2 separate regions of the Mus musculus genome follow, and region 2 is linked to region 1. A link is a loop called in an ENCODE intact Hi-C map of the cell type or tissue named here. Cell type or tissue: left cerebral cortex. All regions are shown on one strand. Each heading gives the region's core, and the rest is flanking DNA. Links, peaks and the distances in the headings are about the cores only.

Region 1 (15,634 bases), core at 4,659-9,658:
GAGCTCCTGGGGAGATAAATGGAGTTGGGCCATGAACCATGCTTGGAGTTAAACAAAGCTGTAGGGCCCATTCAAAATACATGCCATGTAAACATGACCTCTCTTTCAGCAAATGATCTTTGAACTAAAGCTCCTGATATAATACATGCTTACCTCTGATTACTGGGGAATCTCATGAAGAAAGGTGACTCCTTTTCCCAGGCTTGACTGTTTTTTGGTGCTGTCTCTGACTTAGATTCCATGACTAGCTCATGCAATATGTGGACACTCACTATTTTAGCCTTCATTTTGAATGAGTACTGTTCCTTCCTTGATAGCCATTTCCTGGGCAGCCACAGAGCCCTGCCAATTTGCCAGAAAAAGCGAAACTCCCAGTTCCTTAGACTCTGGATTCAGACAATCCATGTCACTCAAGTCATTTACTTTATCAGAGACCATGAGCTGGTCACAGAGTTGAAAATTTGTGCTCTAGCATCTGACATCCTCTGAATAAGTTGCTGCTTTATAGTCCCTCTTTGCCTATTCAACAGACTAACCCATTTAAATTCTCAATTTACATGGGGCCCAAATGTATCCTGTAACTAGTTCTAGGTACTTTGTTTCAGAATTTATCTGTTGGTTATTGTTCTCATGGGTAACTGGTGTTTCATAAATTATATGTATTATCTCATTGATAACCATCAGATCCCTACCTAATATGGTTTCTGCCTAATGCCTTTCCTTTGCCTTGATAGAAGGGTAGCTAGAGTTTGGTGTAGAATGTCTTGTGGAGACCAGCCAGCCAAGGGATCCTTGGGGAGACATGTTCCAGGCTACAAGCTTGGTTTTTACTGTTGCTGCTGGCACTTAGTGTGTAAAGGAAAGAGGAGAATGGGCCATTAGTTATATGTTCCTCGAGTTATCACTTTGAATACCGAGGTAGCATTCATAAAACACAGAAATGAAAATGAGAACAAGAGCCATTGGGGTGGGAAGGAGGGGTGCCCCAACCAGGTTCACTGGGGTTGAAGTTCCAATAAGAATCCTGTATTGAAGTTCCCCAGAAGTGGTCATAAGACAGTGACTGGAACATATTGATATTAATACCCAGGGAGATATTCCCAGCTTATCCTTAGAGAAATGATATCTTAAGAGAGACTGTACAGGGTAGGGCTGAGAGAAAGGGACAGCCAGGAAGGATGTTCCAAGAGAGGATAGTTATCTGTTTCTCTATTTGTACCACTGGCCTGCCAAGCTGAGTGACATTTTCATCAGCTCCATGGAAGCTGCCAAAGTGTCACATACTATTGATGGTGCTTTAGTAAGCCATAGTCATCCATTTCTCCCCAGAATATCAGGAGAATGGCCAATCAAGGTTCAGATGTGAACTCTGGGTCCACTGGGAGAAAACAAGCTGGAAGGTATTTGCAAAAATGTACTGCTCTGTAGAATGCAAGGTAAGTTTATTAATTTATTAGGTGAGCCTCATGTTAATTTTGAGTTCAAAAATTCCAGTGTGAGGTCTCAGCTGCAGTGCCAAGAAAGGAGAGGGAAAATGTGAGGGGAAAGATAATTCCAGGAGCCACACAGCAGTAGGGAATACATGGTATATTCACTTTGAAGATCCTCAGGCAACCAGGCACACACCATACACATTGATTACCATCGAGGACACCTAGAAACACTTGTACGTTGGCACAGAGGCACATGGAGGCTGACACACAAACCTACAAAACACGTGATAGAATTGAACAAAACCATCCAAGACCTAAAAATCGAAATAGACACAATAAAGGAAACTGAAAGTGAGACAACGCTGGAGATAGAAACCCTAGGAAAGAAATCTGGAACCATAGGTGCAAGCATCAGCAACAGAATACAAGAGATGGAAGAGAGAATCTCAGGTGCAGAAGATTCCATAGAGAACATCAGCACAACAGTCAAAGAAAATACAAAATGCAAAACGATCCTAACTCAAAACATCCACAAATCCAGGACACAATGAGAAGACCAAACATATGGATAATAGGAGTAGATGAGAATGAAGATTTTCAACTCAAAGGGCCAGCAAATATCTTCAACAAAATTATAGAAAAAAAAAGAAAAAACCTTCCCAAACCTAAAGAAAGAGATGCCCATGAACATAAAAGAAGCCTACAGAACTCCAAATAGACTGGACCAGAAAAGAAATTCCTCCTGACACATAATAATCAGAACAACAAATGCACTAAATAAAGATAGAATATTTAAAGAAGTAAGGGGAAAAGGTCAAGGAACATATAAAGGCAAGCCTATCAGAATTATACCAGATTTTTCACCAGAGACTATGAAAGCCAGAAGATCCTGGACAGATTTTATACAGATCCTAAGAGAACACAAATGCCAGCCCAGGCTATACCCAGCAAAACTCTCAATTACTATAGATGGAGAAACCAAAGTATTCCATGATAAAACGAAATTCACACAATATCTTTCCTTTTATGCTGAGAAAACATTTGACAAAATCGGACACACCTTCATGATAAAAGTTTTGGAAAGGTCAGGAATTCAAGGCCCATACCTAAACATAATAAAAGCAATCTACAGGAAACCAGGAGCCATTATTAAACTAAATAGAGAGAAATTAGAAGAAATCTAACTAAAATCAGGGACTAGACAAGGCTGCCCACTTTCTCCCTACCTATTCAACATTGTATTTGAAGTCCAACCCAGAGAAATTCAACAACAAAAGGAGATCAAGGGGATGCAAACTGGAAAGGAAGAAGTCAAAATATCACTTTTTGCAGATGATATGATAGTATATATAAGTGACCCTAAAAATTCACCAGAGAACTCCTAAGCCTGATAAACAGCTTCAATGAAGTAACTGGATATAAAATCAACTCAAACAAGGCAATGGCCTTTCTCTACACAAAGGATAAACAGGCTGAGAAAGAAATTAGGGAAACAACACCCTTCTCAATAGTCACAAATAATATAAAATACTTTGGCGTGACTCTAACTAAGGAAGTGAAAGATCTTTATGATAAGAACTTCAAGTATCTGAAGAAAGAAATTAAAGAAAATCTCAAAAGATGGAAAGATCTCCCATGCTCATGGATTGGCAGGATCAATATAGTAAAAATGGCTATCTTGCCAAAAGCAATATACAGATTCAATGCAATCCCCATTAAAATTCCAACTCAATTCTTCAACGAATTAGAAAGGGCAATCTGCAAATTCATCTGGAATAGCAAAAAACCTAGGATAGCAAAAAGTCTTTTCAAGGATAAGAGAACCTCTGGTGGAATCACCATGCCTGACCTAAAGCTGTACTACAGAGCAATTGTGATAAAAACGGCATGGTACTGGTATAGCAACAGACAAGTAGACCAATGGAATAAAATTGAAGACCCAGAAATGAACCCACACACCTATGGTCACTTGATCTTTGACAAGGGAATTAAAACCATCCAGTGGAAAAAAGACAGCATCTTCAACAAATGGTGCTGGCACAACTGGCGGTTATCATTTAGAAGAATGTGAATTGATCCATTCTTTCTCTTTGTACTAAGGTCAAATCTAAGTGGATTAAGAAACTCCACATAAAACAGAGACACTGAAACTTATAGAGGAGAAAGTAGGGAAAAGCCTCGATGATATAGGTACAGGGGAAATATTCCTGAATAGAAAAGCAATGGCCTGTGCTGTAAGACTGAGAATCAACAAATGGGACCTCATAAAATTGCAAAGCTTCTGTAAGGCAAAAGACACCGTCAATAAGACAAAAAGACCACCAACAGGTTGGGAAAGGATATTTACCTATCCTAAATCACATAGGCGACTAATATCCAATATATGTAAAGAACTCAAGAGGGTGGACCCCAGAAAATCAGATAACCCCATTAAAAATGGGGCTCAGAGTTAAACAAAGAATTCTCACCTGAGGAATACCGAATGGCTGAGAAGCACCTGAAAAAATGTTCAACATCCTTAATCATCAGGGAAATGCAAATCAAAACAACCCTGAGATTCCACCTCACACCAGTCAGAATGGCTAAGATCAAAAATTCAGGTGACAGCAGATGCTGGTGAGGATGTGGAGCAAGAGGAACAGTCCTCCATTGTTGGTGGGATTGCAAGCTTGTACAACCACTCTGAAAATCATTCTGGCGGTTCCTCAGAAAATTGGACATAGTACTCCCAGACGACCGTGCAATACCTCTCCTGGGCATATATCCAGAAGATGTTCCAACCGGTAAGAAGGACACATGCTCCACTACGTTCATAGCAGCCTTATTAATAATAGCTAGAAGCTGGAAAGAACCCAGATGTCCCTTAACAGAGGAATGGATACAGAAAATTTGGTACATCTACACAATGGAGTACTACTCAGCTATTAAAAAGAATGAATTTATGAAATTACTAGGCAAATGGATGGACCTAGAAGGCATCATCCTGAGTGAGGTAACCCAATCACAAAAGAACTCACACAATATGTACTTACTGATAAGTGGATATTAGCCCAGAAACTTAGAATACCCAAGATATAAGATACAATTTGCTAAACACATGAAACTCAAGAAGAACCAAGATCAAAGTATGGCCACTTTGCCCCTTCTTAGAATTGGGAACAAAACACCCATGGAAGGAGTTACAGAGACACAGTTTGGAGCTGAGACAAAAGGATGGACCATCTAGAGACTGTCATTTCTGGGGATCCATCCCATAATCATCCTCCAAACGCTGACACCATTGCATACACTAGCAAGATTTTGCTGAAAGGTCCCTGACATAGCTGTCTCTTGTGAGACTATGCCGGGGCCTAGCAAACACAGAAGTGGATGCTCACAGTCAGCTATTGGATGGATCACAGAGCCCCCAATGGAGGAGCTAGAGAAAGTAACCAAGGAGCTAAAGGGATCTGCAACCCTATAGGTAGAACTACAATATGAAGTAACCAGTACCCCTGGGCTCTTGACTCTAGCTGCATATGTATCAGAAGATGGCCTAGTTGGCCATCAGTGGAAAGAGAGGCCCATTGGACTTGCAAACTTTATATGCCCCAGTACAGGGGAATGCCTGGGCCAAAAAGTGGGAGTGGGTGAGTAGGGGAGTTGGGGGTAGGGCATGGGGACTTTTGGGATAGCATTGGAAATGTAAATGAAGAAAATACCTAATTAAATAAATAAATAAATAAATAAATAAATAAATAAATAAACAAATAAATTAAAAAAAAAAGAATGTTGGTCAACATCCATGCAGAAACTGCACATTTGCACATTCTGAAAGAATGAAAGAAGATAGTGATGATGCCTCATGAAGGGATAAGAGAAGGAACTGAACTGAGAAACAATGATGGAGGGAGTCCAGGAAGAAGCCTGGTACTGTGTGCATGGTGCACAGATGAACACAAATCTCAAATAGGCTGGATTCAGGTCTGATCTGTTATTTCAGAAAGAATATCAGGATGAAGATGCAGAGCACACTGTACTTTTGGTATGTGTGTTTACAAGAATCAGCATATCCCTAGGCACCTGCAGGTTTAGAATATGGTATACAAAGAACAGAGAGACAGCAGCAGACCTCGTTTGAAGCCTAATGTGGGAGCTCCAACTATTTTGAGCATTGTCCACAGACTCTGAAGTCCACCTACACACAATCTGTGTGAGATTTTAAATTGACCATCTTGGTATATGAAGAATTTCTCACATTAGCACTGGGAGATGCCTGTAATCTCACTGGGAAAGGAGCACCATCAGAGGTTCTAAACCATCTCTCCTTGTCTTTGGATCAGGAGTAATTCACCATGTTCCAGCTTGCTGACATAATTTTAGGAGAATGAGATTAGACTACATCAAAACTGCATTACTGATTATCACCACTGCTAATAAAAATTGCTACATAATACAACCCCACAGAAAATAATGTGGGCAGGATTAGCTAGCTACTCAAACTTTATTGTTTGCTAGGCCCTTGTAGGTTATAGATTAGCTACTATAGTAGATAATACTACTATTGCATGCCTGTGTGGAGGTTCTAAAACCTGAAATATTAGCAGGCTTCCAGGGAATTGTAGTGAGAGTTCCTGATTGAGACTCACAGATATCCAAAGTTCCATTCCACTTTCTTAAGAGGAGTAAGACTTCCCCTGAATCACTGCCAACTTACTCTAGAAATCGACAACTTCAGGTGCAGATTCAAATCTATAGCTTGTCATTATCTTTTAAGCTTGTGTTTCCTCATCAATTGATTTTTTTTCCTTAAGAATTCTAGTGAAATTTGGAAGTTTCTATGATAGGAGCCATGTAACTACTGAGAATGAAAAGAAAAATTTAATTTTAGTTGTTATGCTAAAGATAGAAGATTTATATGAGGAAGTAAGTAAGCAGGCATGTTAGAGAATTACTGAAAATTCTCAGATTTACAATGACAAAAAGTGTACTGAATCTTATGAGGTAATATGATGTCTTTCTGAACAGGATGGGACTGAAATAGCAAATGCCTTTGATTGCTCACCTTGCCTAAGATAGGCACTTTGAAAACAAGTCACAGAAGATAACATTTCAGAGTTTTCCTATGTGTATTTTAATGTTCTGTAGGGATGGAAAGAAGGCCAGAATGAGGGAAGTCCTGACTGAATATGTATTGTTGACATAGGCCCAGCCATGTGGAGTACTTCAGGGCTTTGGATCCATGAAAAACTGGCAAAGCCATTATGCATATGAACCAGGTTCAAGAGGAATGCCAAAGCTTTTTTCATACATTCTTGTATGAGTGTTATGGCCTTTGACAAAGATGTACAAAGACTAGTGACTGCAGCTTCCTCCTCAGATGATTACAGCCTGAGACTGCTCACCTAGAACAGCCTCCTTCTAAGGCTACCCTCTTCCCTTGTGCTGTACTTAATAAAAGTTCCTGAAGGTCTTGGCTGCAGAGGTAGCAATCTCACTTGGTTCCAACATCACTGCCATTGTGTCCATGTGTCAGTCCTTACTTAATTCTTCAGCACCCATAGTCAATGTTCAGGGCCTAAGTCCCATAGATTGTGGAGCATTAACAGTAAAGATTTTTAAACACTGGCCTCAGATATTCTACCCTGTTCATAAAAAAAATGAGCATTGTTAACTGCTATGTTTCTACCATTGTTATCTTGTTCATTGTTATCTTCCTTTGCATCTCTGGGCTGTGTAGTATATGTATACAGCATATGTATACAGGGAATGAGAGAAGGATGTTGCACACACATGATGTATATGTGTTCAACATATTGGCATATGACACACTTCGGCATCTCATCCCTACTGCACCCTTTGGGGGACCCTGAATCTGAGCCTGAGATAGTCACCTTTGTCAAAGACTAAGAACTTTTCTCCATTCCCCATTCCTGCCTCCTGTGCTGTTTTTGCCAGAGTCTGTGATAGCAGATGTGGTAAGAGTGTGTGAGGTTGCCAAGATGCTTAACCTAGCCTCTGAGATTGCTGTGCCTGACACCTAAAGTTCCATATTCAGGAAGACTATCCACGCATCCATGAAGGATGGGCTTCTCAAGGAGGAGGAGGAAGAGGAATAATTTGTATTGGCAAGACTTAGAAGCTATCAATGCATAAATTAGACCACCAACTTGTAGAATCATAGTGAAAGACTCTTGCTTTAGAATATTTTCTCTGGGTTTTATGTTTAATTTGTTTGCTTATTCTTATAATGCCAAATTATTGAGTACCCGTTTTTGGTAAAGAATGTTTCACATAAGATTAGTGTTCACAGGGTAACTGCCTGTAAACTAGAAATGTTTTTCATTGACAACTAAAGGCAAATAACAGAATTGCATTCAGGCTTGCTTGGGCTAAATTGTGTAAAAGACACTTTTCTTATCTCTATGAATGAATACCTGCTACAAAAGCATCTTAGAGGTAAGGCCTCATTTTGTTTTATCATTGAGGGGAAAATGTGGCGACAGAACACAGAGCAGATGTTCACATGTATCTGTAATCAAGAAGCAGAAAGCAGATAATAAACATTGCTTGGCTATGAAGTCTTAAGGTCTACCACTATTGATGTGCTTCCTGCAGCAAGATGACACTTTCCCCAAAGTTCTACAACCTTCTAACAGTTCAATCAGTCAGGGACTGACTCTGCAAACACATGAGGCTCTGGGGACCATTTCACATTCAAATAAAAGAGAAGTTGTAGAAAAATAATGGGTGTATCCAGATAGAATATGCAGAATAACCAACCCCTGGCTTGAGGACATGAGATGCTCTGGGGCTCTTTCTTATAATTGTGCTGTCTGACCAAATGGTCTCTCATATCTTTACATCTAACCTACTACAGCTAAGCTCCTTTGCTCAGTACAAGCTCACATACCTGCCAGCTCACCATAGCCCTGGACTCAAATATGCAAGTTTTCACAATGTCTTCACAATCCTCACTCATCCTTCTATGTCTCTAGCTCCTTAGTTCATATCCTTTTAGAAGGGATCTACTTATGCTAGATTCAAGATGGTTCCTTTGGTGGAATATAACAACTTTAAAGATATGCTTCTTATCTACACCAGCATTTTGGAATAGAACTTCTTAGACCTGGTCTTCCCTGTATCAACCAGAACTGTTGGTTCTTTGAGTTCCTTATAAAAGTCTCTTGGGCATATCTTTAACACTATAGCCATGGAATGCCAGTGAACCTTGTTGCAAGCCCAGGAAGATAGAGTCTTTTTAGGATCAAGACACTGTTGAAATGTTCCATGTGATTTTGAAATATTTTTTAACTGAGTCATTTGTGTCCTACTCAGGACCCTTTGAAGTAGAAATTTCTTGTTTATTTGGAGACTCAGTTGTGTCTTGTGATTTTTTTTTCTGGAAACTGTCTTCTAAGAGGATGGTTTTGCTGAAGCAGACACATGGGAGGATATTTTTCTGAGAAGAGATATATGATGTTTTTCTGGAGGCAGCCTAGAAAGGGGATATGTGGAGCTTTTCTAGAGAGGATGCTTTAGAGAACACATGATGTTTGGAAAATATAACCCAACTGACAATTATGCTGTGTGGTATTGGTTTGCCTTGCCACTCTTTGCTGGTCATCTTTTGTCATGATTTCATAGAAAGAAATGCACCAAAGAACTTCTGGTAATGTTCTGGTGGCTTCTTGCTGCTTCCACAGACTTGGACCAATTGGCAAAGGCTCTCAGTTTCTTGTGGATCAAACTGCTGTTTTGATTCTTGAATGGAGTTTGTGAGTGGATGGAGCTGCTGCTACTGATTCCTGGGAAGTGAACTGCTGATACCCGGACAATGCAGATTATGTGAGCTCCAAAGAACTACTTCTAAAGAGGTCCACACCCCCCAATACCCTATTACCCTTTCCTTTCCACTACCTCTGGTGGGTGGTGGTCTAGGAGGTAAGTTAAAGCATTTAAGTACACTTATTAAAGTAGATTCTGAAAAGTATGAGCCTACAACCCTTACCTGAGGATACAGTCCATGAGGAGACTCTGGGGAGCTCAAGCATGGTGATCATGGCTCAGCTAAGGCCTACCCTTCTCTCCCATTACCTCTCCATCATTCAAATCTTTACATTTCTCCCTCCTGTCTCCTTCAAATTCATGGCCTCTCCTCCCATCCGTTGTTATGGTGTGTATGTGTATATAGGCCTAAATATAATCTCGGTTCATGGAGTATTATTCTTTTGTATGTTTTGTATATTTTGTATGTATGTTTTCAGGACATTTCAGGACTGACTGTTTGGCACTGAACAGCTAATTAGTGTGTTCATTATGGAGCTGACCATCTCCTATATTGGATTTTTTTCTTAATTGGATTATTTGAGATGGGAAGTCTTTTGATAAAAGTGGATCTCTGAGGTCAGAAGACCCACCCTAAATCTGAGCCACACCATCTGGTGGAAGCCTGTATAAAAGATACTGGAAGAAGGAAGACCCCATTTTTTGCCTATGTACCCTCTCTTTCTCTGGGGAACTTATCTGTCCTGCTGCAGATATTTTTCAGAATCTACTTTAATAAGTGATTCACTGGTGTTAGAGCTAACTTCTTTGGAATCCCAACATATATTCAAGACCACCTTAGACATTTAGCCTTGTACACTGAAAAACTATTGGATTCTTGAACTTTCCATTAGGAGACAGCCACTGTTGGAGTAGTCAGACCACAGCCTGTATGCCACTCCATGAATCCAAATTTAATATGGATTTAGTGGTCAGTTCTGTTCTTTTAGAAAACTCTGACACATAACATATATACTTCTGTTTGTAATATGGTGATTGGGGTTAAGCCTTAGTCTTTGTGTGAGCATAGCACATACTCAGTAATTGCTGAATTACATGAGACAGGGCCCTTTGTATAAAAAAAATAATAGGATATATGGATGTAAATATCCCATGCTGCTTAGGATGACATTGAACTTTTAATTCTCCTGCTTCTACCTCTAGAGTGCTAGAGTTAGAGGCATGTAGCATCGCTTGCAGTTGTATACGGAGCTGTGAATCAAACCCAGGAGTTCTTATATGCTAGGGAAGAAAATTACTCACTGAGCTTTTGAAAGGAAAAGTATTGGCTCAGTTATTAGCACAAAACAGATTAATTTTCCCCAAAGGGACAGAGGACAGAGAATAAGAGACAAAGACAGGAAATAGAGGGTGTGAGAGAAGAGGATGGGAATAATGGAGAGGGATATTTGTCTCCAAGGGACAAAGGATGCTTCTGGATAGAGAGGAGACAGATTTGGCACTTAGGAAAATGGGAATTTGTAGCATGGATTGATGTGTTGGTAGCAGGCAGGATACAGAGCTACCATCAAAATTCTCAATTACTAACATTTCATCCTAAATGGATGTGTGTGACTCAAAAAATAGTCAATTTAAAATCTGTAGGAAATTATCAGATTTGCAGGGTTCCTTCCTCCCTGAGTTTCTATAAGCAGTAAGGACTGCTGAGAGACTATTTTAGTGTCTGCTATGGACAAGTCACAGAGAGTTTCAGGAATGCAGGGTTCATGATTTGTCATCCAGGCTGAGGTGGGCTTTTTATGGTGATTAAAGAATGCCCTGGAGTCATACCTCCTCTCACACATATTCACCCCCCTCACATATATTCTCATCCCCCTCACACATATTCCCATAACTAAGCACAATAAAACCATTGGCTTGCCAAGAACACTTTGGTAACATTGTTTCTTTGCTCTGTCATTGGTTTCCTTCCTGGAGTAAGTAGATTTTTTTTCATTCTTCAGCAGAAGATACACAACAGGTCCACTTCCTCAAGGTTCCATATAACCTTCCCAAAACAGTGTCCCCAAAACAGTTCGGGAGGGCAGGGCTGAGTGGAATGTTCAAACACATGAACCAACCATGTACTTAGTCACCATCAAACAGTAGTTCTAGGTGTTTTATTAAAAAAAGGTTCTCATTCAGTTGTTTTGGGTTGTACCCCAAATTAGACAATTCTAGAAATGTCTTGGGAGATGGAAACTCTGGGAATCTGAAACTATTGACTAAGGAATCAGGAGCCAGGGAACATTGTGCTGTGCTAAGTAGAGACATGTGTAAACTGTGTTGATGAGTGTGGGAAAGGGTCATTCTTAGAAAATGGAAAAGGAACATGAGTGGCTTATTGTAGTACGTGCTTCAAGGAGGAAAACTGAAAACTTACCTGACAGATTTATATCCTAAAAGTTATTATGAGAGGACTAGACATGACACTCCCTCTCCTTAGAACACAGCCTTACAACTATGGTAAGTCATATGCTAGCAAGGGGTTAAACTCTCTCTTGTGAATGAGCAAGGAGTACACTGTTGCTTGTGGGCCCCTTGATCTCTGGTAGGTACTCAAGCAGATCACTGCAGCAGGAAAGCAGCTGCCATTATGTGAGGAATCAGGTGTGGCTGTGTGCTTGCAGAAGAGGTGGGTCAGAGTGGGTGAAGGAGTTAAGAATGAACTCACAGCTCATCACTTAGAAAGTCTACATGTCATAAAACCTTCTTAACCACTCTTGTTATAAGTTATTACTATGAAAATAGCAAATATTCATTATTCATATAATTAGTTTAATATTTGACTCAAAGTAATTTCCTAGTATACAATTCATAATACTTCAGTGATATGGAATTTGAACTGCAATATATAGAAATTATAAGTTGGGCAGCTGTTTAGGATGTTGGCTAGTGGGTATAGTGTTTGTATAGGATTTGTGAAGTCCTGGATTTGATTTTCAGCACCACATAAATAGTGCTTGAAAGCACATGGCTCTGATTCCAGCTCTTATGGAATGGAGGTAGGAGGAGCAGAAATTGAAAGTTGTCTTCTGTCATTTTGCAGCCATTCTGGGTTACATGAACTCCTAAGTAAAAAATGAATGAATAAACGAATGAATGAGTAAATGAATAATAAGTTTCTCTAGAAACGCAATTTGAAACAAAATCTAGACAATCCATTAAAAACAGTACTAAATCTAGTGGCTAATTCTCCAAAGAACACAAATGAAACATTTGTTGAACCAAATTAAGATTTCACAAATGGACAGATTAGCTGATTACTACCTCAGCTCTTCAACTTCATCTCCAGCCATTAAAATTCTTTCAGTAAATGTTTTGCTAAAAATCAATGAAGAACACTGATATGAAGAACACTGGCCCTTTAAAAATGGCTATTCCAGATGTTAATCTTTGGTAACCCTCAGTGACATGAGAAGATGTGATCCTAAACCCTTATAAAGCACCTCTGACAACTCCAGCCTGCTCATCATTTTAAATTCTATACACTGAAATGGCATTCCTATTATTTTTGAGATAGAGTCTCAAATAATGACATCACCCCTGAGTTGAGGAATTGCCAAGTCTGCTATGAGGAAGCAGACCTGGGGTTACTTGCTGGTCCAGCACCTACAGCTCACTAGCTGGCCATGTCAGGGTGCACCATGCTCCTGTTTTCCAGAAATGCTTGCCAGTGAGGTTCCATCTCCACGGCCCACATGCCTGGTTCCAACACAGTCCATCTACCACTAAGGCTCCTCTTTGTCTTGAAAAAATTTTTGCTGAGCTCAAATAACTGGTACTGAATTGTGGCTGAATGTGATTGTAGGAATTATAGACATTCACTGAAAGTTCTTAACTCATTTCCTTGTTTTTCTAGAAGAATCTAGACAATAAACATCTCCCTAAAGTGTTAGCCAATTTTTTTCAAATAAATATTTAGTCATCCTGTAGGAATTTCTGTGGAAAGCAAAAACAAAAGAATTAAAATAATTTCATTTGCACTATTTGTTCTCTTTTAGAATAAACTGGGCTGACAAGATGGATAAGTAGGGACACGGAGCCTGAAGACCTGAGTTCAATCCCTGGGACCCACAGAGTAGAAGGGGAGAATTATGAGAGTTGCCTTCCAGCATCCAAACATGCTGCTTGGCATGTGTACACCACTTCCTACCACACACATGAAGTAAAAAGAAACAGGACAGATTTTCTCTAAAAGGAGAAACCCTCCTATGCTACAGTCCAATGGATAGCTTCAGACTTGCTCTGAGGTGGCTTAATTTCCTGACATCAGAATTCCAGATCACACTGGTTCTCTGCCATTAATGCTTCTGTCTGACTCTCTAAAATCTTGTAATTATAATTACATTTTCATGTAAACACTTGCCTTTCCACACACAATCCCCTGGCAGCTGTCCAACTGTGTCTATGATTGCTGTTGGTTTCAGGGTCTTCTGTTTCAGTAGGATCCCTGTGGCACTGGGAGTGGAGAAAGGACCTGTGTCCTATATTTTCAGGAGACACATACGATAACAATCCTAATTCAAGGAGAGGTAAACTGGGGTACATAGAATTACAGAATTATAGACTGATAGTCAACTCAAACATAGCTACACCTAAGAACTTGCTGCCAGTAGAAATGTCTCTGTGGACTGCCACACCCGGGGATCCATCCCATAATCAGCCTCTAAACGCTGACACCATTGCATACACCAGCAAGATTTTGCTGAAAGGACCCTGATATAGCTGTCTCTTGTGAGGCTATGCCTGGGCCTGGGCAAACACAAAAGTGGATGCTAACAGTGAGCTATTAGATGGAACACAGGGCCCCCAATGGAGGAGCTAAAGGAAGTACCCAAGGAACTAAAGGGAACTGCAACCCTATAGGTGGAACAACAATATGAATTAACCAGTACCCCCAGAGCTCGTGTCTCTAGCTCCATATGTAGCAGAAGATGGCCTAGTTGGCCATCATTGGAAGAGAGGCCCCTTGGTCTTGCAAACTTTATATGCCTCAGTACAGGGGAACGCCAGGGCCAAGAAGTGGGAGTGGGTGGGTAGGGGAGTGGGGAGGAGGGTATGGGGGACTTTTGGGATAGCATTGGAAATGTAAATGAAGAAAATACCTAAAAAAAAAACAAAAAGAAATGTCTCTGTGTCAACCAATGGCACAGTGTCCACAGCCAGTTGACCAGATAAGTGTCTAGGTATAAAGCTGGGTCTTCCTCTTTGCCCTGACTCATCATACCAATCAAAACCCATGTAACCTTGAAATGTACTTGTGACTGGGCTTTTACAGCTACCCTATTGGAGAAAACAACAGAAAACCTTCTCTTGTACCATATGTAACAGCAACAAGAAAAAGGTAGGCACTAATGTCTTCAATACATAAATGTATAGCAAGATAGACAAATAAGTACATAATGAGGAATAGGCAACAGAAGATGCAGGCAGCACAGAAACAACACCTGAACAGAGGACCTCACAGGAAAAGTTTCCAGAAAAGACAGTGTAAAAATAGTAAAGTCACACTCTGACTATCTGAAATTATTTGCCATACAGATCTGGCTACTCTTGCAGGAGCTGCTGGTTCGATTCATAGCACCAACATGGTGTTCACAACCTTCTCTAACTCTGGTCTCAGGGGATCCATTTCTCTCTTTTGGCCACCAGTGGAACCAGGCACATAAATGGCATACAGACATGCATGTAGGCATAACATCTATACACATAGAAATAATTTTTAATACATTAACAGCTATGGTGATAATGGTGATGATGTTTTAAAAGTGTATTTGTAGTATAATATAATTTCACAGAAGAGTATGGGAGAAATAGAGTCTGAGAGATCCTGTGCTGGCTCTTTGTATACATTTCCAGAAGATTCTTTTACTTTGTGTCATCTTGACACAAGCTGTCACCTGGGAAGACAGAACCACAAGTGAGGAGCTTCTTCTATTACATCATAAGTGAGGAACTGTGTCCATCACATTGCCTAGTTGGGCAGGTCTGTTGGGGTATTTTCCTAATTGCTAACTGATAAAGATGACTCATCCCTGTGAGGGCAGATGGCCGTGGGCTATGCAAGAAATGTACCAGAGCAGCCCAGGGTGCAGTGTTTCCATCTTCAGTGGCTTCTGTCTCACCTCCAGTTTCACTGAGTTCCTGACTTGACTTCTCATAACTGTAACCTGCAAACCAAAAAGACTAGTTCCTCAGCAGTTATGTTTTGGACAGGTTTTTTTTCTTTAATCACAGCAACAAATGCAAATTGGGATACTTACTGAACTGTTAAGTCAAAGTTGGAGAAAATCTAAAACAAGGTGCAGAAAGAATCTCAACTGTATAACATGGAAATCAGAGAGATCATCTAGGCAGCTGGGAAATGTCTGTGCTTTGCTCATTCCAAGGAT
Region 2 (15,634 bases), core at 4,117-9,116, 82 kb after region 1:
TCCCACTCCCTTAATTTGTTATCTCTTAGAACACAAGAGTTTACTCCATTTCACTTCCTGCTACTCCTTTAATACTCGAACCATATAATTTATATTTTTCCTTTCTAAGCTTGCTATGCTTGTTCAAACATCTCTTCATAAGACTTAACCAGAGAACAAAGTATCTGCTGGGCTTTTTTGAAACTTCCCTTGACAATGCAATTAATCTGAGTCTTTTCACCTTAGTCTCAAACAGACTTTTCAGACAAGGGCAAAAAGTAGCCACATTCTTCACCAAAATACCACCAAAACAGTCTTTATGCCACAGTCTGAAATTTTTCTCCTTTGAAATCTCTTGGGCCAGGTCAACACAGTTCAAATTACTCCCAGCAACAAAGTCTTCCATATTCCTACTGGGATGACTCATTAAGCCCCAGCATTCCACTGCTTTCCAAATCCAAAGTTCCAAAATCCACATTATTTCAAATAAAAGCATGGTCAGACCTATCACGGCAATACCCCAGTCCCTGGTACCAACTTCTGTCTTACTTGGGGTTCTACTGCTGTGAACAGACACCATAACCAAGGCAAATCTTATAAAAAACAACATTTAATTGGGACTGGCTTACAGACTCAGAGGTTAAGTTCATTATCATCAAGGTGCATGGCAGTATCCAGGCAGGCATAGTGCAGGAGGAGCTGAGAGTTCTATGTTTTCATGCAAAGGCTGCTAGTGGAAGACTGACTTCCAGGCAACTAGAGTGAGGGTCTTAAGCCTACACCCACAGTGACACACCTACTCCTACCAGGACACACCTATTGTTACAAGGCCACACCTTCAAATGATGCCACTCCCTGGTGCAAGAATATACAAACCATCACAAGAATCTTATTTATATATTCTCCTTATGTTTGTGGGAGTCTTGAACTCCTTATAAAAGGCTTTACCTGTGCTGTACATTTGAATTTGATGGTAATATGTTAGGAGAATGTGTAGAATATATTTGTTCTCAGATAAAATATATTTGTGTGTCAGATAAAATTCGATATAGTCTATTTATAGTTTGTACACTTATAACAGTGGCTCCTTCCTCCAGAGAACTTGAAATCTCTTCACACAGGAAAAGACTAGTTCATTTTTATAGACTCATACGAATGGATGAGTCAGGTGAGGAGGAAATGTTTATAAGATTTGTTGCTGGGAGTAATTTGAACTGTGTTGACCTGGCCCAAGAGATTTCAAAGGAGAAAAATTTCAGAATGTGGCATAAAGACTGTTTTGGTGGTATTTTGGTGAAGAATGTGGCTACTTTTTGAAAGCATGAATAACTACTATCTTCTCAAATGAATATATCTTCTCAAATGAATCTTTAGCTTTATTAATTTTTAATTATTAAGAAATTCACAAGTACATTCTTCCTCTATCGGCAAAAATCCTAGATCACTGTCACAACCAAATCTTATAAACATTTCCTCCTCACCTGACTCATCCATCTTATGAGTCTATAAAAATGGACTAGTCTTTTCCTGTGTGAAGAGATTTCAAGTTCTCTGGAGGAAGGAGCCACTGTTATAAGTGTACAGACTATAAATAGACTCTATCGAATTTTATCTGACACACAAATAGGTGCTCAAGTGGTGTATTTGAAATGAATATAAGCCTGAAAAACAGAATAATTAAATATTGCATATATCGCAACAAATAGAGCTGTACCAAGTAGCAGAAGCTAGTAATACCAATGACTCAGGAGGCTCGTCAGGGAAATAGGAAGTTCAAGACCAGTTGGGGATGCAGTCAGCCTGAAAAGTTATTGCACACAGGGACAGGGTAGAATATTTACATGCTTAGAGGTAGAATATTTACATGTTGGAACTCACTTTCTCTGACCACCATATATCTATTTACACCTTGTCTTTCCAATTCAACTCACAAACAGTTATGGATCACAAGTATCTCTTTCCAAAACTGTATCTCAGTGGGTTCCTCACAAATGCCTTGATGTAGGCAGCTGGCAAGCTTTCTCGGTAACCTAGTTGTAAAGCATTTGGGGTTGCAACATGGCTTTTCAAATTAAGCACTGAAGACCATTCTTTGTCCTATTTATAGTAGGGCTTATCCAATATCCCTGACTTTCACCCACTACATGCTAATGGCTCTCATGTTGCAATAGTTGAACAAGGTCCCATACATTGGCTAGGGCTCTTATGAGAGAACACAAAACAAAACAAAATAAAACAAAACAACAATAAAAACCACTCTTCCATGAAAAGTGTTGGTCACAGTGATGCTATAGTCTCTGCCCTGGCTGCTACTATATACTAGGTCCCCCCTTTTTTTTTTTTTTTTTTTGAGGCAGAACTTCATGTACATTTGGCTGGCCTGGAACCTGAATTTTGACTTGGTTGTCTTTAAACTCAAGGAGATCTGTCAGGCTCTGCCTCCTGAATGCTGGGACTAAAGGCCTTGTCTCCACATTCAGCTCCAAGATCCCTGATGAACACAGTTGTTCTATCAAGTGAGACTTGAAGACTCTCTACTTTCCTCTTTGGTGTCTAGAAATGTCTTGTTCTGGCATTGTAAAGAGAAAGTGTCCCACTGCTATCCATTGACAGTGAGTCTGCAATACTTTCTCTTTGAGAAGATGGCACGTGTATGCTTGGGAAGGAAGGGAGAACAGGTCAGAAGTCGCCTTCAAAGTTTTCAAAGATAACCTGTAATCTACTCCTTCGGGGAAAACTTCCCATCCCATTCTAGTAGGCCTGAATGGAAGTAGCACCCCTCCAAGCTTCCACATCATGAGAAGACCCCCACTAATCCCCAGGACATCTATCAAGCTGGAGCTAGACCCTCAGGTAAAATTCTCTGAGCTTAGCATAGAAAATAAGAGTTACCAAATCAAAGACCTTAGTAAACAATGAGTGGCCAGATGGATGAGTCATGTTTTCAATGGTGAGCTTGATCTGGTACCAAGCTATTTCTATTTGAAGAACAACTGTTGACCCTGCTCAGCAGGTACTGGCTTTTGATCTTTTTACTTGCAATACTACCAAATGCATTTTCTTTTCCCAGTGAACATCTGCTAACCATTAAGTATTTTCAAAAGTCACACCAATTTGAGCTGGAGAGTAACTACTGAAAGTGCTCTCTGTGTTAGCATAAAGACTGAGTATGGAGCCCCAACATCCTATTTGAGAACTAGGTATGGGACATGGAATGCCTTTGTGACCCCAGGGCTTTCTGGGTTAGGGGGACAGCAGAGGGAATAAGGGAGATTCTGGGGTTTGATGGCAAGGCAGTCTAAGCAACCGGTATGTTTCAGAATTAGTGAGAGACTATCTGGAAAGCTAAGTTGGGAAATCAGTTCAGGAACACACACACACACACACACACACACACGATACCAATTTAACAAAGGATATAGTTTAAGGATACTTTAAAGGTTTTTCTGAAACGCTTTCTGTCTCCCTCTGACTGATCTGGCATTGGTCTGTAGGCTGACATCAGGCTCGCAGCAATCCTCCTGCCTCATCTCCACACATTCTGTGATTAAAGTTATGTAGTAATCTGCTCAGTTGTTAATATTTTCTAAAAATTACTGTTTAATTTATATGGCAAACAAACATTTTCCATCAAGATTTCAGTTGAATTCTATCATAAATAGTGTTTCAGTTCTAGTCTGCTCTGTTCTATATCTCTCCTAGACTTTGAAGTAAAGATGGATCTTTAAAACCATATCCATTTACTTTGAAAATAGAACAGCAGCTTCCATTCATTCTAAACAGATGTACTGTGGGTGTAATGTGCAAAAGGTATCAGTCCTTACTCTAAAGAAAGACATTTCATTCACATCCGAGCTGAATACATAAGGCCCAAACCATTCTCTTCTCTGTGACTGTTTCACACAAATCATTTATTAGTCACATCTTTTACATAACAAATTACATCATGTATGTCTGTTAAGAAGAATTATAATTTAATTACATAAATTTGAAATGAAGGCAAAAAATTTCCCTGGTGTGTTCTATATTTATACTTGAACTTCTTTCCTCTCTGGAGTATACAGTCCTGCCTTGACCCTGGGGAACTGTGGCTTCATCTTCTGAAAACACTTCTCTATTTTTATACCCTCATTAAAAAAAAAAAAAGACAAAAAATAAACCCTCCAACCTACAACAGAATTCCAGATACATAGCAGTCTGAAATACATAGGCAGGCCTACTCTCTTAGAAGCAGAAAAATCATCATGCAACCTGGGTTCCACATTCTTGATTCTTGACTGATAATAACCTAGTTCCGTTTCCTGAAGGAAAAAAGGAAGCCCATTTATTATCGACAGAGGCACCCTACACAATCAATCCTTCTTTAATGTCTCTGAGAAACCAGAAAATGTTATTTATGGCAGTTAATTTATCAGCTAAAGCAATAATAACAGATTGCTTATAAATGGTGTCACCATGGGCTGATGTGGGAGTCAGGCAGAACCAAGGGACAAGTCCCCTCCGTGGCTTTATGTATACTATTGGACATAGGACCCGAAGATCAGCTACAAAGCTTTAGCTTCTTAATTTTTCTTAGGACAATAATCGTTTCACAAAGCAAATGAGCTTAGACAAACATGGCTATTGAAATCTAATTTGAAAATGCAAGAAATGCTTAAGAGGGCTAAATTTTTGGATGGTAATGTAGCATCCTAAATACTAAATTTAAAAAAGTGGTACAACTGGGAATTGTTTATAAAGATGCGTGAACCTTAGCATTTGATTGGTGATGTTTCACTGTATGAATGAATGACTAGTGATGAAGGATAATTGGCAGCTGGCATAAGTGCACCCTGCATGCTTACTTGGTTATATCCTGCTACATCTATTATGTCCAGAAATGCCCCGCATTTCTAGAGCAGCAACAATGTTATTTACTTGGTTTGCATGAGTAAATTATTAACAAACCACTCAAATGACATTTTGTTTTTGCTTTTCCTCACAGGTTCCTTCACCATCGTTTACTGGGCAAGAGAAGGGCGTTTAAACCTGGCAGCAAAACTTGCCAGATATGGAAGGTCACACTTCTCTAGGGAATCTAGAACGCTTGTTTCTCTCTTTAGATAAACCAAGAAAACTTGAAGCTATCTAGTCTCAAGAGCCAAAGCCAAGTCCACAAGAAGACACCTTAATGTTATTTTTTTTTAATCCATACTGAATTTTAATCCATACTGAATGCTCAGCCTTGTCTTTCCCAGCTATCCTCACTAAATTAACTTGCATAAATTTTCTCTCAGACCCAAACTTCCCTAAGTCATTGTTCCCCTTTTATGGCAGTGGTCTTAGAAACACACTTAGTGTACAGAAGACACCTGGAAGATAATAGGATTAGTATCTGTGGAAGATAATAGGATTAGTATCTGAGCATTGTCTGACTATGCACTAGAGAAGCAACGGCTGACAACAGTCTCTCACATTTATTCCTATGGTTGCTACCCCTAGGTAGAAACATTATCAATAACCTCTTAACAACATAGTAATTAGTCTAAAATGAAAGGCTTCCATTATGAGCCACATCTTCTGGGGTTCTGATCTTTGAATCCTCACTCTCTGCATTAAATACAGCTCACCCTGTAAGCTGAATCTACAAACTGTTGAATCAGAGATGAGCTGTATCAGATGTGAAATTAAGACGAAAAGGTCGAGAAGTCCTTAGGCTACATTTTAGGAGCCCTGAGCTCAGACATAAGAAGTCCACAAACTGTACAGAAAGATCATCAGGAGAGGCAGGATGCTAAGCCCTGAGATACCTGTCAAGAGACAAAGAGGTGATCCCAGCTTCCTGTTCATCTCTGGATCCCTATAACAAGCCCACACCCACCAAGATCCAGTTCTGACCACCTTCTTGCAGCAGTTGCTAATAGATCACAGCTCAACTATGACCAGCAAAAACATCAACACATTAAACAGAACTCTATTATTTAACCCCCAAATGGTACTCAGGATACTGCAAAATTTTTAAATGGTCACTTTGAGCGCAAACATTTGGAGTAGTTTGATATTTCATAATAAATAGCTAGAGGCAAGAGGGGAAAAACAGCTTTGCCTTCTGTTTTAAGCCCACATTGACTAACACTTTTCTCTGCCCACTCCTTGCCTACTTTAACTTTTGATTATACATTTGACTATCACATATGACTAAGGTAAGAAAGTGCCTGCATGATATGTTAATCCTTGTTAATGGATCCCACTCATGGATGCATGTGGGGCATTGGGAGTGGGGGAAAGAGGGAGTGGGAGAAAATCCGTTTCCTACCAGAGTTTCGGTACTCTGGGCAGGCAGACATGGAAGGACTGCTGCATGCTTTCCACGAGGTCCCGGGTGGTGTCTGGCTGTGTGAAGCCACGGAATCTGAGCTTGCTGGGGGTGGGGGTGGGGGTAGGGAAGGACAAGGTGCAGTCCTAATAACAGGTTCTCAGTCTCTGGCATCTCACACTGGATACCACGGAAAATCTGAAAGCCAGCCCCAGGGCCGAAGGGAGGAAAGGGCAGGAGGAGGGGGTGGGGGTGGGGCGCTAGGTGGTTCTCACGTGGGCAAGAGTCCCTGGTCTGCGGTGGCTGGAGTGCAGGAAGGCCTTCCGGAGGAAAGTTAGACATGGCTCATTAAGGGAAAGTCTATCCCATCATTCATGTATTGTTGGGAGCCGCCCCCACATTCGCCGTCACAAGATGGCGCTGACATCCTGTGTTCTAAGTGGTAAACAAATAATCTGCGCATGTGCCAAGGGTATTTTTCCACTACATGTACTCTGCCTTTCCCGTGACGTCAACTCGGCCATGGGCTGCAGCCAATCAGGGAGTGATGCGTCCTAGGCGAAGGATAATTCTCCTTAAAGGGGACGGGGTTTCCGCCATTCTCTCTCTTGCTCTGCGCTCTGGCGCTCTGACGCTCTGGCGCTCTGGCTCCTAAAGATGTAAGCGGGGGGCCTTTCGTTTTTGGGGCTTGGGGCTTGCGCTCCTGCTCCTGAAGATGTAAGCAATAAAGTTTTGCCGCAGAAGATTCTGGTTTGTTGTGTTCTTCCTGGCCGGTCGTGAGAACGCGTTTAAGAATGTATGGTGGGCCTTGATAAACAGAGACAGTCTGTGGTTTTTAGAGCTTTATTGTAGAAAGAGAGAGGGGCAACCATAGCCACGTGGAAAGAAGGGGAAAGGGAGAGAGAGAGAGAGAAAGAGGGCTAGAGATGAGATTAGGAAAGTGAAAGCTTAAAGAGAGTGAGGAGGGGCCAAGCAGCCCCTTTTATAGTGGGCTGGGCTATCTTGATGATGTCAGGTAACTGTGGGGAGGAGCATACCTGGCTATATAGTCAGGTAACTGTGGGGGGTGGAGTCTAGACAGAATGCCAGAAGCTTGGGACATTGTCTGCATGACTGATGGTCACAGAATTATGGACTTGGGGGCCCTGTGGTGACAGGCACCTGGCTCTGGGAACATGGCTCGCTTTTCTGCCCCTTGTAGAGTTTTCTACTGTGTCACCAGAGCAAGCCTCATTCAACCAAAATAGGCCCCACAGATCCATTATGTATAAGGCTGTTTTTTTTCCCTCCTCTCTCTGTTTCTATTAACTTCTTGGACAAAGCTCTTCATTCTCTTGTGTAGCCCCTGGGCACCTGTTCCTTACAAATGCCAGAGGCTGTCACCAGAGAAGCTGCAGGTGGATCCTGCTGGCAGAGGGGGTCTGCTGGCATAGCTTGCTCTCCTTGCTTGTCCCACTTGCACACAGGGCTCCCTGCCAGGGCAGTGGTCTTTCAACAGCCTGTGTTCCTGACTGGGGGAAGAGGTGTACTGTTCAGGAGCAGCGGTGGAAGCATGCTGAATTTCACCCTATTTGCTGCAGCCTGGGTACTGAGAAACACCAGACTTAAAAGAGGCCTCCAATGCCTTCAAAGCTTTCTAGGTAGGCAAGGGCAGGGCAAGGTCCTGGTGACATTCAGGTCTCAAGCACAATGCTTGACTTTCAGTTCCATGTCTATGCCCTCTTGACCTCTTAAGTGTTTTACCCTGCAAATAACTCCTTCAGAGGTGCCAAGAATGTTCAAGAAGCATCTGCTACTACTGCCAGAGCCTTTCTTATACTGTTCTACCTCAGCCGAAGGCACCCTGGATTTCTATTTTTCGGCCAGCACCAGCATCCTGCAAGTATGGCAGGGTGGCCACAGACTATAGTCTGCTGTGCGTTCCCTGAAGACCCAGTAGCAAGTTGCTCAAAGAACCTAAAAGGAAAAGGTCTGTCTGATCAGTTTGCTACATCCATGTGGGGACAAATCCCAATGAACCACATTAAGATGTACAATTATAACACATTTACTACTGGTTTGAAAACACATTACAAATAAAATTTTTATCTTTGAAAAATAGAGTTTCATATTTTGTCAGGATTTGAGGAATTTAAGAACTGATTTTTTAAATAGTGACTCCTTGTGGGCTTTACTTTGCTTTCCGGACATTATTGAGATAACAACAATATTTCAGTAAGGCCTATAAACAAAATTTTGACTCTTTTTTTCAGTTCTTAAAATTTTTGTGGTTGTATGCAAGAATTCCCTGTATTTGGAAAACATTCAAAGGTGAAAGAGGATTCTGCTTGCACAATACTGGGTTCAGAACAATCATAGGTGGCAGAGAGTGTGTTGTTATTTGCAAGTATGTAACTGTAATAAGTTTTTTAAAATTAAAGACACATAAGACTTGGGTCTTAGCTCCACAGAAGCTCTATATGAAGAGCCTTTGGAATAGTGCCTACCTGTTGGTATTCATATAGCTCCCAGATAGTTCTACTGTGTAGCTCAAGATGACAAATACTGTATGAACCCTGCCAATAAGGAGAGGAGAGAATGGAAAGGATCGAGGCTGGTAGACAGTGAGCTAGCTTTGGTACTTCAAGTTCAGCCGGAGGTATACAAATGTCAAAGCAGATTTCCTAGCACTGTCTGCCTTAGTTACTGCTGTGAACAGACACCATGACCAAGGCAATTATTATAAGGACAACATTTAATTAGGGTTGGCTTACAGGTTCAGAGATCCAGTCCATTATCATTAAGGCTGGTCCATGGCAGAATGGTGCAGGAAAATTTCTACATCTTCATCTGAAGGCCGCTAGGAGAAAACTGACTCTCACATGGGTAGGAGGAGAATCTCCTTGCCTAGCCCGACAGTGACATACTTCCTCCAACAAGGCCATACCCCTTGAGAATGCCACTCCCTGAGCCAATCATAGTCAAACTACTATATTGTCTCCTATCTTTCTCCAGAGGTGTGGATGCTCAGCAACAGTGACCTGACAAACATCATTTTAACAAAAAAGTCATACACAGCAATGGGAGCAGAGATGCCCTGTTAACTTTAGAGAACTGAAAGTACAGAGTGTCCATTCTCACCCCTCCATGGTGTAAAAGAGAATGTAGTGGAACAGAATATGAGTTGGCATGTGTGGCCCCTGCTGGTGAGTAGACATCCTGCCTGTCACATACAGAATCCACCTGAATTTGTGTGGGCAACTAGCCTACTACTTCAGAACCAGCCAGGTAATTGTCACAGAAGCAGGAAATAAGCCAGACATGGTAGTTCACACCGACAAGCTGAGTCAGGGTAATTGTCATGAGTTTTAAGCCAGAGTGGGACATGAAGCATGTTTGGGGCTGGCCTGGCCTATGTAGAAAGCTCCAGACCACCCTGACCTACAGTGAGGCCCTCACTTAAAACAAAAACATAAAAACAAACAGAAAAAGATGAAAAAAAGAATGATAAACAACAACAACAACAACAAAAAACAAGAGAAATAATTTTTTATAAACCTTTTCTGCTATCTCCTGCAAACATCATGATGCATTTTATTTGCTTTTTAATCTGATTCTAAAAAGAAAATTAGCATTCTGAATAATTTGCATAAATATTGCTGCTCATGTTTGCACACTGCAATGCAAGTTTTAAGTACAAATGTGGGAGTATTTAAGGTACATGCACAATGACCGCGACAGCACAGTTTGCAGTTTGCAGTGGGGACATGCATATGGATTCAGGTTTGACAGAACAGCAAAAGTGCTGCACAACACCAGCCCAAAGGTTTGCATCTCCTCTGAGATAAGCTCTGGTTCTTTTCATATGCTCTCCCTCCTGGTTAGGTAACTCCACAAGGCAGAAAACTAGTATGGTCTGAGCCCCTTCCCCATAAGCCCACACAGTTCACTTTAAATGTTCTCAAGGTCCTGGTTTACAACCATGTTCACAAGTCACACTGCCAGCTGTTTCTGCTGGCCTTGCAAATTTATATCTATTCCTAACTGAAATAGAACAGAACTCTTTGCTTCCTGCTTTTGGCCTAGTTATGTTTCTGCCTTTCCAAGCCTGGAGAGAGCAGCGTGCAGTTAACAGCTAAGAGGGAAACACATTTCAGGTTGTCTTCCATCTGCAGACACACACAAACTGGCCATTGAAGTGCTGATTGATGAATTCAGTCTTACAGAGACTCAAATGTCTTTGAAGTATGGATAATATTGAAAATTTGTTGCATGTTTGAAAGAAAAAGGCAGCTCTGGACCCCTAAGACCAAGTTCTCAGCACAAGAGAGATTCATTTGCCCCAGAAGGCAGGGAATAAGAGGCAAAGACAGAAAATGGAGGACAAGGGGAAGGGCAGGGAACAAGGGAGAGGAAAGAGGGGTATTAGTCCTGGAGGAACAGAGAGCACCCTCTGGATAGAGAGTAGACAGATGTGGCCCATAGAATAATGACAGTTTATAAAGTTAAAAGAGGAAGCCCCATATTAGAATGATATGTTTAATTTTAATTGGCCATGTTAATTAGATGAGCCAAAGGGGCTGTTAATTGCTGGACTTCCATACTTTGATGGATGGACCTTGGTAGTCAGCCTCAGGAGAAGGTAGTCACAAAATAAGGGAATAGATTTTGGGGGTCGGGGTAGTTCAAGAATGTAATCTAATGGGTTTTAGCAAGGCAGGGGGAATGGAGGAGAAGGGCTTGGCTTGCCAGAGCCATGCTTGCCACACTCAAGCTGGCCAGAGTCCCTCAAGGCTGTTCTACTCTATTGAAAAGCCTAGTTCTGGAGTTGGAATTTGGGCTAACTGTTCCAGACTCATGCATGTTTGTTTAAAATTTCCCTCCAAATCAGTCAGGGTGGTCACCTTACTCTATGATGGGAACACAGATAGCAAAATAGAACTTCCCAGGAAAAGACCCTTAGCTTCAGAACCAGAGAGAAGTAACCTATTTCCCTTGAGGTTAGCAATGGCAAGGTGGCTCACTAAATACTGCCTCCTCATTTTGGGTTTCTGTATTTGAAGGTTTGCTTTTTTTGATAATTTAACTTTGTATATTTTAGGATTTATAAGTTTATTGAGTATGTTTCCTAAGGGAGCTATAAAATTTAAAGTTAGCTTATAATCTGTGACAAAAGGGAGAAAATAACTACATAGATAATCTTCATTTGTTATAGCATACACATTAGTAATTTGGACCCAACTCTTGCTTAGAAAAAGGCTATGTGCCTCATGAGCTCATCTTGGAACACTGTGTGGCTTGCCACCACCTTGGTTGGTACCCTCATCAAGATGGAAGCATGCTGTGTGACTTTACTAACGTATTGGTTAGAGTGACTGTTCACAAGGTATTCATCTATTGACAATTGTACTCCTCCTTTGAGACCAGCCTTTCCAGACAGCTTGTTTTAAAACCGGGTCATTAAAAAACCCTGAGATATTGTTGCTATTTTTGTTAAGCTTTAACTATTTGGAGAAACTGACTCATATAAAAAAGCAGAATTTTGTAAAACTAGACTATCAAAATGAAGTTCTCATTCTCTCTGTGGACTGCATTTGTGGTAATGGGTTTATTTTGTCACTAAAGGATCTTTAATTCATAATTATCCTTTTTTAAGACTCAAATTTAACATGGATAAAATTGAAAAACTATAACCCTATAAAAGGTACTGCTTAGTCAGGGTTTCTATTCCTGGACAAAACATCATGACTAAGAAGCAAGTTGGGGAAGAAAGGGTTTATTCAACTTACACTTCCATACTGCTATTCATCACCAAGGAAATCAGGACTGGAACTCAAGCAGGTTTGAAAGCAGGAGCTCATGCAGAAGCAATGGAGGGATGTTCTTTACTGGCTTGCTTCCCCTGGCTTGCTCAGCCTGCTCTCTTATAGAACCAAGACTACTAGCCCAGAGATGGCACCACCAACAAGGGAACCTCCCCCTTGATCACTAATTGAGAAAAGGCCTGACAGCTGGATCCTGTGGAGGCATTTCCCCAACTGAAGCTCCTTTCTCTGTGATAACTCCAGCCTGTGTCAAGTTGACACAAAAACTAGCCAGTACAATTGATCCCTTGTCAACTTGACACACAAACACATCACAAGTAAGCCTCAACCTTACTTATTCATTCCCAAGATCTAAACAACTTTAAAAGTCCCACAGTCTTTACATATTAAAAGTTAAATCCCTTTAAAAGATCTAATATCCTTTAAAATTCAAAATTTTTTAAAAATTCAAAGTCTCTTAACTGTGGACTCCAATAAAATATCTTCTTTCTTCAAGAGGGAAAATATATCAGGGCACAGTCACAATCAAAAGCGAAAATTAAACTCCAACTGTCCAATGCCTGGGATCCAACTCACGATCTTCTGGGCTCCTCCTAGGGCTGGGGTCTCTTCTCTAGCCCTTTCCTTTGTAGCAGACGTCTTGTCTTCTAGGCTCCAGCTACTGTTCTTGGTGGTCATCTCATGGTACTGGCATCTCCAAAATGCTGCTGTCTTCCACTGTAACAAGACTTCACCAATAGCCTCTCATAGGCTCTCTTCATGTTGCCAAGCCTCAACTCCTTTGCATGACCCTTTCAGTCCTGGGCCATCAATTGCAACTGAGGCCGCACCTTCACCAATGACCTTCCATGGCCTCTAGCCGTGCTGAGACTCAGCTGTTCTGCGTGACCCTTTCATGCCTTCAAAACCAGTACCACCTGGGAAACTCTTACACATTACCAAGTCCAATCACAGAACAAGGTATAACCTTGGCTATCTCTGGAACACAGCCTCTGTGCTCTCAGAAAACACTTCCCAGAAGGTGTCTCCTCAATGATTGATGTTGGTCTCTTCTTAATCACCGCTAATTTCTTAGCTTCAGCTAACCAACATCAATAGTCCCAGTAATGCAAAGGTTTCACTCTAGTAGTTCTGGTATCTTGTTAATCACAGCTGATTCTTCAGCCCCAGCTAACCAGAACCACAGTCTTCACAATCAAAATAACGATGGCCCTGAAAAGAGTCTTTAATTTTCCCTCTGAAATTTCACAAGCCAGTCCTCCATCTTCTGCACTGTTCTCAACAATATCTTCCAAGCTCCTACACACAGAATGGATCTTCTAGCCCAAAGTTCCAAATTCTTTCCACAGTCCTCCCCGAAACATGGTCAGTTTGTCACAGGAATACCTACTATGCTGATATCAATTTGTCTTTTTTTTTAATTAGGTATTTTACTCATTTAGATTTCCAATGCTATCCCAAAAGTTCCCCCATACCCTCCCCCCCCCACTCCCCTACCCACCTACTCCCTCTTTTTGGCCCTGGCGTTCCCTTGAACTGGGGCATATAAAGTTTTCAAGTCCAATGGGCCTCTTTTTCCAGTGATGGCCGACTAGGCCATCTTTTGATACATATGCAGCTAGAATCAAGAGCTCCAGGGTACTGGTTAGTTCATAATGTTGTTCCACCTATAGGGTTGCAGATCCCTTTAGATCCTTGGGTATTTTCTCTAGCTCCTACATTGGGGGCCCTGTGATCCATCCAATAGCTGACTGTGAGCATCAATGTATGTGTTTGCTAGGCCCCGGCGTAGTCGCACAAGAGGCAGCTATATCAGGGTCCTTTCAGCAAAATCTTGCTAGTGTATGCAATGGTGTCAGTGTTTGGAGGCTGATTATGGGATGGATCCCTGGATATGGCAATCTCTAGATGGTCCATCCTTTCATCTCAGCTCCAAACTTTGTCTCTGTAACTCCTTCCATGGGTGTTTTCTTCCCAATTCTAAGAAGGGGCAAAATGTCCACACTTTGGTCCTCATTCTTCTTGAGTTTCATGTGTTTTGCAAATTGTAACTTATATCTTGGGTATTTCTATCAGACCTTAAAAGAAGATCTAATTCCAGTTCTGCACAAACTATTCCACAAAATAGAAGTAGAAGGTACTCTACCCAACTCATTCTATGAAGCCACAATTACTCTGATACCTAAACCACAGAAAGATCCAACAAAGATGGAGAACTTCAGACCAATTTCCCTTATGAATATCGATGCAAAAATACTCAATAAAATTCTCGCTATCCGAATCCAAGAACACATTAAAACAATCATCCATCCTGACCAAGTAGGTTTTATTCAAGCGATACAGGGATGGTTTAATATATGGAAATCCATCAACATAATGCATTATATAAACAAACTCAAAGACAAAAACCACAGAATCATCTCGTTAGATGCAGAAAAAGCATTTGACAAAATCCAACACCCATTCATGATAAAAGTCTTGGAAAGATCAGGAATTCAAGGCCCATACCTAAACATGATAAAAGCAATCTACAGCAAACCAGTAGCCAACATCAAAGTAAATGGTGAGAAGCTGGAAGCAATCCCACTAAAATCAGGGACTAGACACGGCTGTCCACTTTCTCCCTACCTATTCAACATTGTACTTGAAGTCCTAGCCAGAGCAATTCGACAACAAAAGGAGATCAAGGGGATACAAATTGGAAAGGAAGAAGTCAAAATATCACTTTTTGCAGATGATATGATAGTATATATAAGTGACCCTAAAAATTCCACCAGAGAACTCCTAAACCTGATAAACAGCTTCAATGAAGTAGCTGGATATAAAATTAACTCAAACAAGTCAATGACATTTCTGTACACAAAGGATAAACAGGCTGAGAAAGAAATTAGGGAAACAACACCCTTCTCAATAGTCACAAATAATATAAAATACCTTGGTCTGACTCTAACTAAGGAAGTGAAAGATCTGTATGATAAGAAATTCAAGTCTTCTAAGAAAGAAATTAAAGAAGATCTCAGAAGATGGAAAGATCTCCCATGCTCATGGATTGGCAGGATCAACATTGTAAAAATGGCTATCTTGCCAAAAGCAATCTACAGATTCAATGCAATCCCCATCAAATTTCCAACTCAATTCTTCAATGAATTAGAAAGAGCAATCTGCAAATTCATCTGAAATAACAAAAAATCTAGGATAGCAAAAACTCATCTCAAGGATAACAGAACCTCTGGTGGAATCACCATGCCTGACCTAAAGCTGTACTACAGAGCAATTGTGATAAAAACGGCATGGTACTGGTATAGTGACAGAAAAGTAGACCAATGGAATAGAATTGAAGACCCAGAAATGAACCCACACACCTATGGTCACTTGATCTTTTACAAGGGAGCTAAAACCATCCAGTGGAAAAAAGACAGCATTTTCAACAAATGGTGCTGGCACAACTGGTTGTTATCATGTAGAAGAATGCGAATTGATCCATTCCTATCTCCTTGTACTAAGGTCAATTTGTCTTAGTCAGGGTTTCTATTCCTGGACAAAACATCATTACAAA

What was found. Peaks named below come from ENCODE experiments on the same cell type or tissue, not always from the same donor. Only the 100,000 strongest peaks of a DNase experiment are listed, where the experiment ranks them.
Region 2: a loop joins it to region 1, with 5 times the contacts of the local background. A loop is called at or near these places in 3 of 42 quality-filtered maps.

What each region holds. Positions count from the first base shown.
Region 1 is chr14:17,503,913-17,519,546 of GRCm38, reverse strand. It overlaps Gm32187 (a long non-coding RNA gene), which reads left to right. Exons shown (of 4, transcript XR_383104.2): 4 at 1,330-1,615. Among named protein-coding and RNA genes, the nearest start is that of Gm32187, 15 kb to the left of the region's middle. In left cerebral cortex, for the core only: no CTCF peak of the experiment used is centred there; DNase peaks (open chromatin) are centred at 5,578, 6,063, 6,591 and 7,407; H3K27ac peaks cover 2,015 bases.
Region 2 is chr14:17,421,711-17,437,344 of GRCm38, reverse strand. No RefSeq gene overlaps it. Among named protein-coding and RNA genes, the nearest start is that of Gm32121, 22 kb to the right of the region's middle. In left cerebral cortex, for the core only: no CTCF peak of the experiment used is centred there; DNase peaks (open chromatin) are centred at 6,171 and 8,110; H3K27ac peaks cover 980 bases.